2 separate regions of the Homo sapiens genome follow, and region 1 is linked to region 2. Evidence: chromatin contacts called from ENCODE Hi-C data. All regions are on one chromosome and are shown on one strand. The core of a region is the stretch at or near the end of the contact, and the rest is flanking DNA. Distances in the headings are between cores, read along the strand shown.

The links. A loop is a pair of places that touch in the nucleus more often than their neighbours do. Pooled maps may share reads with other maps.
Region 1: a loop to region 2 is called in a pooled map, with 5 times the contacts of the local background. The contact joins two enhancer-like sites. A Hi-C loop is called at or near these places in 4 of 50 pooled maps.

The regions. Positions count from the first base shown.
Region 1 is chr11:122,673,553-122,680,190 of GRCh38, forward strand. All of the region lies in intron 1 of UBASH3B (ubiquitin associated and SH3 domain containing B), which reads left to right. Among named protein-coding and RNA genes, the nearest start is that of UBASH3B, 21 kb to the left of the region's middle. Within about 2 kb of position 1,744, at least 9 of the 41 ENCODE cell types and tissues checked have a DNase peak (open chromatin) inside an H3K27ac peak, as active enhancers do.
Region 2 is chr11:121,460,518-121,466,851 of GRCh38, forward strand. All of the region lies in intron 1 of SORL1 (sortilin related receptor 1), which reads left to right. Among named protein-coding and RNA genes, the nearest start is that of SORL1-AS1, 11 kb to the left of the region's middle. RefSeq lists enhancers at 5,251-6,334, 6,014-6,083. Within about 2 kb of position 3,979, at least 29 of the 41 ENCODE cell types and tissues checked have a DNase peak (open chromatin) inside an H3K27ac peak, as active enhancers do.

The sequences.
Region 1 (6,638 bases), core at 494-2,993, 1.2 Mb after region 2:
GGAGGCTGAGGCAGGAGAATGGCGTGAACCCGGGAGGCAGAGCTTGCAGTGAGCCGAGATGGCTCCACTGCACTCCAGCCTGGGCGACAGAGTGAGACTCCGTCACTTAAAAAAGTTCCAGAAGGCCTGGCGCTCTTTCTATTGTCACTGCAATTTCTGATGATGGAGAGAATGCATATTTTTTTGCTAAAGAGTCCAATCCTATCTCCTTGTTTGGTCCTCTTTGCTCTGGAATTGCTCTTTCTGCAGAGGGGATTTTCTACTTTAAAAGAAAAAGAAGATCATGATGAAGAAGGAAGTACTCTCAAATTTCTTCAGCCTTTCTCAGCTTACTGCTGGACTCCTGCCAGAATATTAGAGTATCTTTTTAGAGCTGCATATCTAGGGTTCAGGATGCCTCTTTTTCTTCCACTAATTTCCTGTTAATAGGGCTGTGTTGTTGTTTTTCCCACACACATTTATTAAGTGTGTGCTCTGCTAGTATCAAAAGAAACAGATATGGCTAGAGAATGAGCTGCCACCTTGGTGCTCCCAGTCTAGTAGGGAAAACAAAAATAAAAATTAAATTATATCAAAATAAAAAAAGAAAACCAAATAAGTATACAGCAGTCTGCTAAGTGCCCACAAACACAGAGATGTAAACGGTGCTATGGAATCATGAAAGAGCTAGTGAAAATAACTCGAGTTGGGGCCCCTCGTTCCTCTGAAGAGCTGGATTTTGTCAAGTGAATTCATATTAGATTCTCAAAGCTGTTGGAGGTAAATACCATTCAGTCATCTCTTATGTGCCAATCATAAGCCATGGCACCTTACAAACATTGTCTGTCTTTTTTTTTTTTTTTTTTTGAGACGGAGTCTAGCTCTGTTGCTGAGGCTGGAGTGCAGCGGCGCGATCTCAGTTCACTGCAAGCTCCGCCTCCCCGGTTCACGCCATTCTCCTGCCTCAGCCTCCCCAGTACCTGGGACTACAGGCGCCCGCCACCACACCCGGCTAATTTTTTTGCATTTTTAGTAGAGACAGGGTTTCACCATGTTAGCCAGGACGGTCTTGATCTCCTGACCTCGTGATCTGCCCTCCTCGGCATCCCAAAGTACTGGGATTATAGGCATGAGCCACCGCGCCCAGCCCAAACATTGTCTTCTTACTCAGCACAGCAAAGCTCTGCAGTTAGTTTTTTTTTTTTTTTTTTTTTTGAGGCGGAGTCTCGCTCTGAGGCCCAGGCTGGAGTGCAGTGGCACAATCGCAGCTCACTGCAACCTCCGCCTTTTGGGTTCAAGCGATTCTCCTGTCTCAGCCTCCTGAGGAGCTGGGATTACAGGCGTGCACCATCATACCCGGCTAATTTTCGTATTTTTTGTAGAGACAGGGTTTCACCATGTTGGCCAGGCTGGTCTCGAACTCCTCACCTCTGGTGATCCACCCACCTTCGTCTCCCAAAGTACTGGGATTACAGGCATAAGCCACCGTGCCTGGCCTGCAGTTAGTATTAATAAACCCATTTTACAGATGAGGAAACTGAGTTTATTAAACATGCACCATGATTAAGTGGCAGAGCTGGGTCCCTAACCCAAGTTTTCCTGGCTCCAAAAACCTTTTATTAGACCCGTGTTTATGGTGCCTCGGTTTCTGCTTTGCTGGTTTATTTTTGTTCCTGGATCACAGCTTTAAACTTGCACACAGAGCTCTAGCACCCTGACTGGCAAATAAGCATTACTGGCAATGCAGCCAGCTGCTGTTTCCTGTGTTTAGAGACCACATTGCAGGAAAGTGTTTTAAGAGTTGTTTTGAGTGTTGGTTCTGTTCCTCCGTGTGAAAGTGTGGATGCTGTTCTGAGAAAGAGAAAGGTGACGCGGATGCTCAGCGTTCTGTGGCAGTTCCCATTTGGTGGGGATTTGGAGAGGAATTGATATGTCACTGGATGAGATCAGAGTCTTTGTTCTGTTTGGTCTGAGACCATGTGGCATCATGAAATCAATGGACTGTGAGGTCAAAGTTCTAGAACTAGCTCAGCCGCTGTTCTGTCCTGTGACTTTGGGTAAGACAGTTTATGTCTGCTTTGCCCATCTGTGCAATTTAGTTCTTCAAAGCTGCAAGGAGCACCTCTGATGAGCCAAGCACTGGGGTCCATGGCCCCCAGAGATAAACAGGATGTAATCCTGGCCCCAGTGAATTCCTGAGAGTAGGAAGGAGATAGACGCATACACAGTAGATAATCACAAAACAAGGAGGCACCTGCTGAAGGCAGAGCCCATTTTCCTCCAGTTTGCAGCGGACCATCTTGGAACTGCAGGGTATTTGGAACTTCTTTACAATTAAATAGAGAGAGAGTGAGAGCTTACATTTGTTCTGAACCTACTATGTGTAATTTTACTCTTTTCCCAATCCTGAGGAAAGTAGTAAGCAGTACTTCCATTTTACAAATGAGAAAAGCAAGACAGATACATTAAAGGATTTATCCCACTCAGAAGTGACTGTGCCAATGCACTGAAGTTTATCTGGCTTTAGACCCCTCAGCTCTCCCACCTCACCCTAACAGCCCTTGTAAGATTTCATTAAAAAAATTTTTGGCTGGGTGTGGTGGCTCAGGCCTGTAATCCCAACACTTTGAGAGGCTGAGGCAAGAGGATCGCTTTGAGCCCAGGAGTTCGAGACCAGCCTGGGCAACAAGGAGAAACCCCGTCTTTACTAAAAAAATACAACAACTGGCTGGGCAGGATGACTCACAGCTGTAATCCCAGCACTTTGGGAGGCCGAGGCAGGTGGTTTACCTGACGTCAGGAGTTCAAGACCAGCCTGGCCAACATGGTAAAACGTGTCTGTACTAAAAATACAAAAATTAGCTGGACGTGGTGGCAGGTGCCTGTAATCCCAGTTACTCAAGAGGCTAAGGCAGGAGAATCGCTTGAAAACCTGGGAGGCAGAGGTTGCAGTGAGCCGAGATTGCGCCAGTGCACTCCAACCTGGGCAACAAGAGCAAAACTCCATCTCAAAAAAATAATATATACAAAAACTAGTTGGGCATGGTGGCACAGGCCCGTAGTCTCAGTTACACTGGCTGAGGTGGGAGGATTGCTTGAGCCCAGGAGATGGAGGTTGCAGTGAGCCAAGAATGTGCCACTGTACTCCAGCCTGAGTGACAGAGCCAGACCCTGTCTAAAAAAAAATTCTAAATAGCGACATTCCAGCATCCCTGCATTATTGAACTGTTGTCTCCCTGTCTTCCCCTCAGGCTCCCTTCTGTATTTCCTGGCATCACTGTCACCTTCTGGCCCTTCCTGCTCACCTTTGCCTCCCGCCCCCAGGCTCTTCTGTGTGACTCAGCCACCTTTATGAAAGCCGCCTTTATCACTCAAGCCCTTGCATTTTCAACACCTCTGGGTCTTGCTTATGTTTGTTGATGAATCCATGGATAACTTCATCCTGGGTACATTTTTCTCTTAGATGAAATGTTATACAGTCGGCCCTCCATGTCCATAGGTTTTGAATTTGTTGTTTCAACCAATTGCAAATCAAAAATATTGGGGGGAAAAATTGCATGTGTACTGAACATGAACAGAATTTTTTCCTGCCATTATTTCCTGAACAATACAGTATAACAACTATTTACATAGCTTCTATGTTGTAATCGGTATTATAAGTAACCCAGAGATGATTTAAAGTACACAGGAGGGTGTGCATGGGTTATATGCAAATACTGCACCATTTTATATCAAGGACTTGAGGATTTCGATATCTGAGGGAGGTCCTGGAATCATTCCCCTATGGATACCAAGGGAGTACTGTACGTTCTTTTCAAATATTCTCTCCTTTGAGAAAATTTCTCAGGTTGCATTATCCATTCCTAACTCCTATATACTACATTCCCATCTCGAGGCAGAATGTGTTTATGTGCGTCTGTGCTGCCCTGGAACATTGTACGTACCTGATGCCGTGCCTCTGGTGGAGCACTTACCATTATCACATCATCAAAGTCAGCTTATGTCAGTTTCCCAGACTAGACTGTGACTCCTTGGAGAGATAGTATCTTAGTCTTTTATCTTTCCCTAGCCCTTTGCATGGTGCCTGGTACATAATAAGCACTCCATTCATTCATCTCTTTAATAACCTTTTATTAACATTTATTATTTTGTATACCCTGTGCTAGCTGAGATGGTGCCATTGCACTCCAGCATGGGCAAGAGGAGCAAAACTCCCTCTCGAAAAAAAAAAGGCTCTTATAAGGGTACTATTGCTTTTGAGGCAGAGTCTTACTCTGTTGCCCAGGCTGGAGTGCAGTGGCAGAATCTTGGCTCACCACAACCTCTGCCTCCCAGATTCAAGCAATTCTCCGGCCTCAGCCTCCTGAGTAGCTGGGATTACAGGTGCCCACCACCACACCCAGCTCCCACCTCCATGCCCAGCTAGTTTTTGTATTTTTAGTAGAGATGGGATTTTGCCATGTTGGCAAGGCTGGTCTCAAACTCCTGACCTCAGGTGATGTGCCTGCTGAGGCTTTCCAATGTGCTAGGATTATAGGCATGAGCCAAGGGCACTAATCTCATCATTAGAATTCCTCCCATGAACTTGTCTAACCCTAATTACCTCCCAAAGGCCCCATCTTCAAATACCATCATATTAAAGGTTAGGGCTTCAATATATGAATTTTAAGAGGAAACAATTCAGTTCAGTTCATATCAGCCATCAGTGACCTGGAGAGAATACCTATGTGACTGAATGGTGGGAATTTGAGGCCAGGTGGGACCCTACTCCATCCTGCCACAGCCCTGTCAGCTAGCAGGGGTCACAATGGGGACCATCCTCTCTGCCCTTCTTTCCATTGTGGCTGCACTCAGCCTAGATCTGTCTGGCTGACCCATGTTCCTTTGAGTCCAGATGTCCAATAAGAAAATAGAAACCATAAGAAGTGAGAAGGGAAATGCCTGCAGCCTCTAGGAGTGAAGATGGTGAAGGCTAAATCTCTTTCCTAGGTCTCTCACTAACCACTTGGGATCACTTCCACATGACTCACTAGTATATGTGATGGTCCAGCAGGCACTGCCACCATCATCCCAGGACCCACTGCCCAGAGGCTGAAAGGTGTGTTTTCAGGAGCTGATTGACCCTTGTGCTCCACAAAATAGTCAGTCATGGGGAGGGGCTGCCATTCCCAAAATCTCTTAAGAGTTTCAGACCATTCAGAGTTTGGAATGCTGTGGAACAAATTCCTCCATCAGTCAGGAGAATGAGTATCCACTTATGAGGCATAGCTTAGAGCAAAGGAACCGCGTACCAGGATTTAGAAAGTGTGGGCTCTAGTCCCAGCGTTTCGCCTGATTTGCTGCATAATCCTGGGTAATTCATTTGTGCCATCCCAAATAACACTCATTATACCCCATGATGTACCAAGAACTGTGCTTGGCTGCTGGATATGCAGGAATAAACAAGGATGCCTCTGTGTTTAAGAGCCGTAGTGTCATAACCATGTAATTCAGGCTGTGAAGAGGTACACGAGGTACTAAGAGACCTGACTAAAAGCCACGTAGCCCAGAAAGCACAAGACTCACAGGATCCAGGAAGGATCCACTCTAAGGAGGTGCCACTGGAGCTGAGGTTGGGAAGACAGGGAGTTGGGCAACTGGACATGTTGAGGGTGAAGGGGTGGGGCGAGGAGGGGATAGTGTAGGTGAAGAGGTCAGTGCGTGCATAGGCACGATGGATGAGAAATCCTGGTGCACCAACGCAGTGTATTTGGGGGCAGAGGAGCTGGAGAAGCTGGCGACAATTGCATGGTACTAGGGAGTCTCAGTTTATTTTGAAGGCCCCGGAAAGGCACCAAAGGATGGTGAGCAAGTTCACGATGTAACCAGATTTGTCTGAGAGAGCATAGCCTCGCCACTCAAAATGTGGTCCTCAGACCAGCCCTTTTGGTACCAACCAGGAGCTTGTTAGAAACATAGAATCTCAGCTCTACCTCAAACCCACTACGTTAGAATCTCCACTTTAATAAGATCCTTAGGTGATTGGTATGTACACTGAAGTCTGGGACACCTTGATCTCTAGCAAGGACCAGCAAACTCTGTAGAGGGCCAGAGAGTAAATATTTCAGGCTTGGCCGACCATATGGTCTCCATGGTGGCTACTCAGCTCTGCTGTTTTGCAATAGCAGACATGGATGATATATAAACAAATAAGCATGGCTGTGTTCCAATGAAAGTTTATTTGTGGGCACTGAAATTTTAATTTCATATAATTTCCATCAGTCACAACATGTCATTCTTCTTTTGATTTTTTTCTTCTTTTCTTTTCTTTTTGGTTTGAGATGGAGTCTCTCTCTGTCACTCAGGCTGGAGTGCAATGACACGATCTTGGCTCACTGCAACCTCCGCCTCCCAAGTTCAAGTGATTCTCCTGCCTCAGCCCCCTGAGTAGCTGGGATTACAGGCACCCACCACCACAGCCGGCTAATTTTTGTATTTTTAGTAGAGATGGGGTTTCACCATGTTGGCCAGGCTGGTCTCGAACTCCTGACCTCAAGTGATCCATCCGCCTCGGCCTCCCAAAGTGCTGGGATTACAGGCGTGAGCCACCATGCCCAACCAATTATTTTAACCATTTAAAAATGTGAAAACCATCTTAGCTCACAGGCTGTACAAAAGCA
Region 2 (6,334 bases), core at 2,729-5,228:
CCTGAGTAGCTGGGATTACAGGTGCGCACCACCACGCCCGGCTAATTGTTTTGTATTTTTAGTAGAGATGAGGTTTCACCATATTGGCCAGGCTGGTCTCGAACTCCTGACCTCGTGATTCACCCACCTTGGCCTCCCAAAATGCTGGGATTACAGGTGTGAGCCACCGTGCCTGGCCTTGGTGAAATTTTTAACTCTGTGCCCAGAGGCATTGGAAAGGCTGGTATGATCTGGTTGAGCCTGGAGGGCCCTGGGTTAAGAGCCACCTGTGGAGAAAGGCTAGCTTGGGGACTGTGGCTGGGAAGACTTTAATAGGTACCTGTGAGATAGCAAGCTATAGGGTTAAGGTCCCAGATAGTTAAGGACCCCATTTCTCTATTAGCCCAGGAGACACATGCGAGACAGTTCCACCTGTCTCTGCCCCAGGGACCTGGGGAGAAAGGCCAGTGCTGATCTGCCCAAGGATCTCAGCCAAGGAGCCCGAGATGGCAGGGAGTGGGGACAGAGCAGAGTGGGGTGAGTGTCCTGTGAAACCAGAAGTGTTTGGAAGGACTTGCATGCTTTGAACCTGTGCTCAATTAATTGAGTAACCTGAGACTCTGTACCTATGACTTACCTCATCTGTGTACATTTAGTTCCCTGAAATTCTCTCACTGAGTGGTTAAAAAAAAAAAAAATCTGCAGTTAACTGTGCACATGGTTTGCTGAATTTGGCAAGGTGTGCTGTTGGTGGTGGTGGTGATGGGTGGGCTGGAGGGGGACGGTTACTGCAGAAACAAGGCCTTCAATCTCTAGAGGAGAAAAATGAAGCAGTGGATGTGGAAAGTTGGTTAGAGGTGAAAGAGCTATCTAAACAGAGCTGGGGGAGTTTAGCTAGCAGACCAGAGCCTGTGGGACGTCCGCCTGTTGCCTCACCTCCTGGTAGCCCAGAGGGCATCTCCTATTACTGAGAAATTGGCCAAGCCATGGGTTTAATGCACTCCCCCTTCTCCATTAGTCTTGTTTATAGCTGCCCTCACAGGGTGGTGAAGAAGCCACTGGTAGGGTATAGAGGCCTTCGGTTCTGGGATGTAATGTTTACATGCTTTTCTCTTGGAGTTAGGAAAGTGCTAGAAAACAGTGTCGCCTCTGGGCTGGAGCCTTGGGACCTGGAGGTTGGGTTTCCCCAGGTTTCAGAGTTCGGCTGGGAATCAAGGAGAAAACTGCCTGTGAGTTTCAGTTAGGCAGGAGCTCCTAGCTTGACTCAGGCGTGCAGTGTTTTGTCATTTTATATATGTCATCGCTTGCTCTTAGGCCTTTCGCTAATGTTAATGTTCTATGTGGAGCCGTTTTGTGAGGAATGGCTTATTTTGGTTGAGAGGCATTTGGTAATGAAAAGAAATGATGTTTTAGTGCGTCGAAGTTTATGAAATGACATCCACAGGCTGCATCTCATTTGATTCTTACGACAATCTTGAAAAATGGGGAAGATAAGAATGATTATTCATCTCATTTCAGAGATGAGTATCTTGAAGCTTGAAAAGGTGAAGTGACTTACCCGTAGTTAGACAGGTGGTAAACCGGAGAGAACAAGACTCAAACCAACCCGCTAACTTGTTTCAGATTTATGCAGGCATATTTGTCTATCCTAAGTAATCTAGTGAAATTTTTGATCTCAAGCAGGGATCCACAGCTTTTTTGCAGTACTTTTTTTTCTCCACCTTTAAAACCTGGAGATCTCACATAATTCCACTTTCTCCTGGCCACACTGATCTTGTAATTTTTCAAACACAGCAAGTCTCAAGGCCCTTCTCCTTCCTGGCTTCTGCTCTGCCCTGCCTTAGGTCTGGGTCCATGTTCTCTGCCTCACTTTTCCATCCCCTTTTCCCTAACTCCTCCCTCTTCATCCTTATGGTGTCAGTACATAGGTCAGGTCTTCAGTGAAGCCTCACTCTCTCCCCGATATGAGGTTAGGTCCCCTGTGTAACAACAGTAATTCAATCATCATTCCTGGAATTAGTTGTTTAATGCGTGTTTTCCCTACTATATTCAGAGCTATGAGGCAGGACCTAGAATCGTGTTATTTTTCTTTCTTTTTTATTTTTTGAGACAGGGTCTAGCTCTGTCGCCCAGGCTGGAGTGCAGTGGCATGATCATAGCTCACTGCGGCCTCGATCTCTTGGGCACAAGCGATCCTCCCACCTCAGACTCCCTAGTAGCTGGGACTACAGGCATGCGCCACCAGGCCCGTCTAGTTTTTGTATTTTTTGTAGAGATGGGGTTGTGTCATGTTGTCTAGGCTGGTCTTGAACTCCTGGGCTCGAGGGATCCACCCGCCTTGGCCTCCCAAAGTGCTGGGATTGCAGATGTGAGTCTGCCATTTTACTAACACCTAGTATAGCATCTGGTATATAGTTAGTGCTTGATAAATACTTATTGACTGAACGCGGTGAGGGGCTATTCATGGTGAAGCTGCAGAGGGCAAGTCTGTGGTCTGGAACCATCCTGAAGAGCTGTGAGAAATGACTTTGGGCTCACAGGGAAATCCTCACGTAGGGCAAGTCCTGGCTTGGGGTGCGCTCTCTTGAGGGGGTATTTGCTGTGCTCACTCTGACTGTGTTTCCTGCACATGGCCGTGTGTTTTCAGGCAGTGAGAACCACCACATTGCCTTAAAGTCTGTCTCTGAGCTTAATCTCATTTGCAAAAGGTGGCATTTCATTTAATTGTTCTCTGAGATTCTTTCTGGCTTTGATATTTTCCTCATTTTTTTTTTGCCAACTGGTAAATTAAGGGGTGATATTATGTTCATGAGAAAGAGAGTTTTCCACAGTTTCTTTTTAGTAGGGAGCCCCTCCCAAAACAGCAAAGCATATTCGCTCATTGACAAAGTGGGTTCACCAGGACAGAGTGGCACACAGAGGTAAACAGTAGATAGGTTCTCGCTGCCAAGGATCAATCAGAAAGGGAAATAAGCTCTCTAAACTGATATTATAAGGCAGTGAGATTATGATTATCATCCTTTTAGCAAAGAGAAAGGAAAGGGCATATGTGTATTTTTCTCTGTAGAATGGTCATGGCTCCAGTGAAGGAGATAGTAGTGAATGCTAAGTTCTAGTCCAAGGTTATTCTCTCCTTGTTTCCTCATCTGGAAAATGGGCAGCCTGAATTCATCAGCAAAGTAGTTCAGGAGTTCTGTAGGTGAAGCATCTTGAGCAAACTCAAAAGTCAAGTGAGTGAGCTGAGATTCCATGAACTGGGCCTCTCTTCCGGGAGTGCTCGTAAACTAGATTTCAGCTTTCCTTCTGAGGTGAGCAGTCCAGGGAGGATAATAAGCCTGCTAAATATAGTGAGAACACAGTCTTGAAAGGGGACAGTGAGAGGCAATTTGCATACCTAGCATTTAAGCCATGCAAAGGGATGGTTTGGGAAAACCTTGTTCTCCTTGGACCTCAGGAGGCTGTCTTTGACTTCCTCAGTTTCGTCATATAGTTCAGGGGAGTGCCTGGCTCCTTCTGTCCTCACAGTTGAAGGACAGGATATTTGTTTTATGCTATATTGTAGAATTTTAAAAACGCTTCTTTGTATTTCACTGCTAGTGAAGCAGAGAAATGAATCAGACTGCCTTATTTGTCCTCCTTGTACTGCGTTTTGGGAGGAGGCTGTGTAGGAGTTGTGAGGACTGCAAGCTGTGGGAGTCTAGGACATCCTGATTTTTGGGTTTGACCAATTTGAAAGAGGTGTAGAGAGGGTACCTGTGACCCATTCTATTCAGTGGCCCCACCTCCTGCATAAGCCTCAACAACTATACAGATTTCGGTGGTTTTATTGGAAACTTCTCATCATTGGCTTAGACTTGCAACCCTAATTCCCCCAGAAGTGCTCTGTGTGAGCTAACAGGTAAGAAATGATTAAAGAGCCTACAGGGTGCCTGGCACCTAGCAGACCTCAGTGCCTACTTCATCCGCAAGTGAACGCATGAGTAATCAGTCCCTTCATCCAAGCCATTGACTTCCTCCCCTCTATTTATAACAACCCAGAACTTGAGGACTGGGTGGTAGCAGGTCCTTCCCCTCACTCTGAATAATAGGAGGTGAATCATTTCACCTCTCCGGGTTGCCAGGGCACGCAGGGGGCTGAGGGACAACACTTGTGGGGTGATATGGACTTGTTCGATGAAGATGCCGAGGCGAGTCAAGGTGTGGGTGGCATCCACTGTTGTGAGCTGGCGGTGGATGCTAGCCTTGGGCCTGCGGCTGTTTCTCCAGCTGGGGACAGGGAGGCCTGTGCGGATGCTGTGGCTCTGCAGATGCCGCTGACAGCACTTTGAAGGATTGGTTTGGCCAGAGACCCAGTCCACAGCCTGCCTCCTGTATGACTCATTCTAGCTGCATATTTTGGTAGCATGAGGGCTTGAGATGAGATAAAAGGAGCACTTCTTAAGAGTGGAAGCTCCTAGGTTCTTGATTAGCACTTGAGAAATATAATGTTCTCTGCAGGTCCTAGAGGCCTTAAAAAAATTTGAGTATATTTCACATTACATAAAATTAGCCATTTTAAAGTGAACAGTTCAGTGAACTTAATATCGCCGCAATGTTGTGCTACCATGATTTCCAAAACATTTCCATCGCTCTGAAATAAAACCCCTTACCCATTAAGCAGTGATTCCCTCCTCTCCAATCTCCCAGCCCCTCGTAACCACTAATCAGCTTTCTCTCCCTATGGATTTACCTATTCGGGACATTTCATATAAATGGTGTCATGCAATCATGCAATATGTGACCTTTTGTATCTGGCTTCTTTCACTTAGCATATTGTTTGTGAGGTTCAGCCACATTGTAGCATATATCATCAGTATATCCTAGAGTTTTAATGACCATCCCAAATCCCCAAAGACAAGCCCCCCCGCCAAAAATGGTACATCTTTCTAGCTACCGTCATTTAGTTCCAACTCCTGCCAGGAGGCAGGGGAATCAACTAGATTCATTGTTTCCCAAAGAAGCTGCATTAGAAATACCTGGGGTTGGGGTGTGTCTCCTTTTTTTTTTTTTGAGACGGAGTCTCGCTCTGTCGCCCAGGCTGGAGTGCAGTGGCATGATCTTGGCTTACTGCAACCTCTGCCTCCCAGATTCAAGCAATTCTCCTGCCTCAGCTTCCCGAGTAGCTGGGACTACAGGCACGTGCCACCGTGCCTGGCTAATTTTTTGTATTTTTAGTAGAGACGGTTTTTCACTGTGTTAGCCAGGTTGGTCTCCATCTCCTGACCTCGTGATCTGCCTGCCTTGGCCTCCCAAAGTGCTGGGATTACAGGCATGAACCACCACGCCCGGCTGGGTGTGTCTTTTAAAAAAGACTGATTCCTGGGCTCCAGGCAGAGGGCGACAGAGCCGGTAGGCGTGGAGTGGGGCCTCTTAGGTGATTCTGACCTTCAGTGGGGCATGGGACCCCCCTAGGCCAGGTGATCTTTGGGGGGTGGGGTGGGAGGAGTTATCTTGACTCTTAACGACCTGCCAATGAGCCAGATGCTGTTTGTTGTTTATGATGCAGTTTCTGTGTTCAGAGGTTTCTGTGGCATGTAATTTTTCTCTGTTTGCCTTCTGAGGGGAGGCACTCGGCCCCTCCCTGCTGCCTTAACAGCTCCAATTAATTGTGTCTCATTTATCAAGCTCCAGCTATGCCCTGTGAGCTAGACAGGGGAGAGGGAAGGTTGTTCACACCCCGGGGTTGTGGTTATAGCTGATTGCACGTCAAGGTTATGTTCCTGGGAAAACCACCCTCCCACCCACTCCCAGGCCAGTGTCTTCTGGGTGTGGGACCTGTGTGGGGGATTGGCGATGGAAAAAGGCTTGGGGAGGAGGAAAGGGGAGATCAGGGGGAGATCCTTGGGGATGGATGGAAAAGGAACCAAACAAACCGGAAGCCACTGATTAAGTAAAGGGATCTAGGGACCTGTGGGTTGTTCTTGATTGCTGGGGTCTGCCCTGGGCTGCTGGTGTCTTGGCCACATGCCATGGAGAGCTAGCAGGAAAAGCCTGCTTTGTTGACTTCTTTTCTTTCCCCTGGGGGTGAGGATGGGGGCAAGGTGGAGACAGAGGAGACAGGTGAGGCCAGAGGGTAGAATGCATGTCTTGATAATAAAATTTACTTCCTGTCAGCCTGCCTGCTGGCTCCCCTGTCCTGCGCGCATCCATTCCTGATTCCTGCAACTAGGTCTGCTGTGGGGGGATGGGCACCCGGGCTGCCTTGGGGATCAGCTGTGACTCACCAGGGAGTTATTCTTATGACCAGGATGTGCCTGACATCTCGCCAAGCAAAGGAGCTGAGCTGTTCCTGCGAGTGCCTGGTGGCCCTCGTACA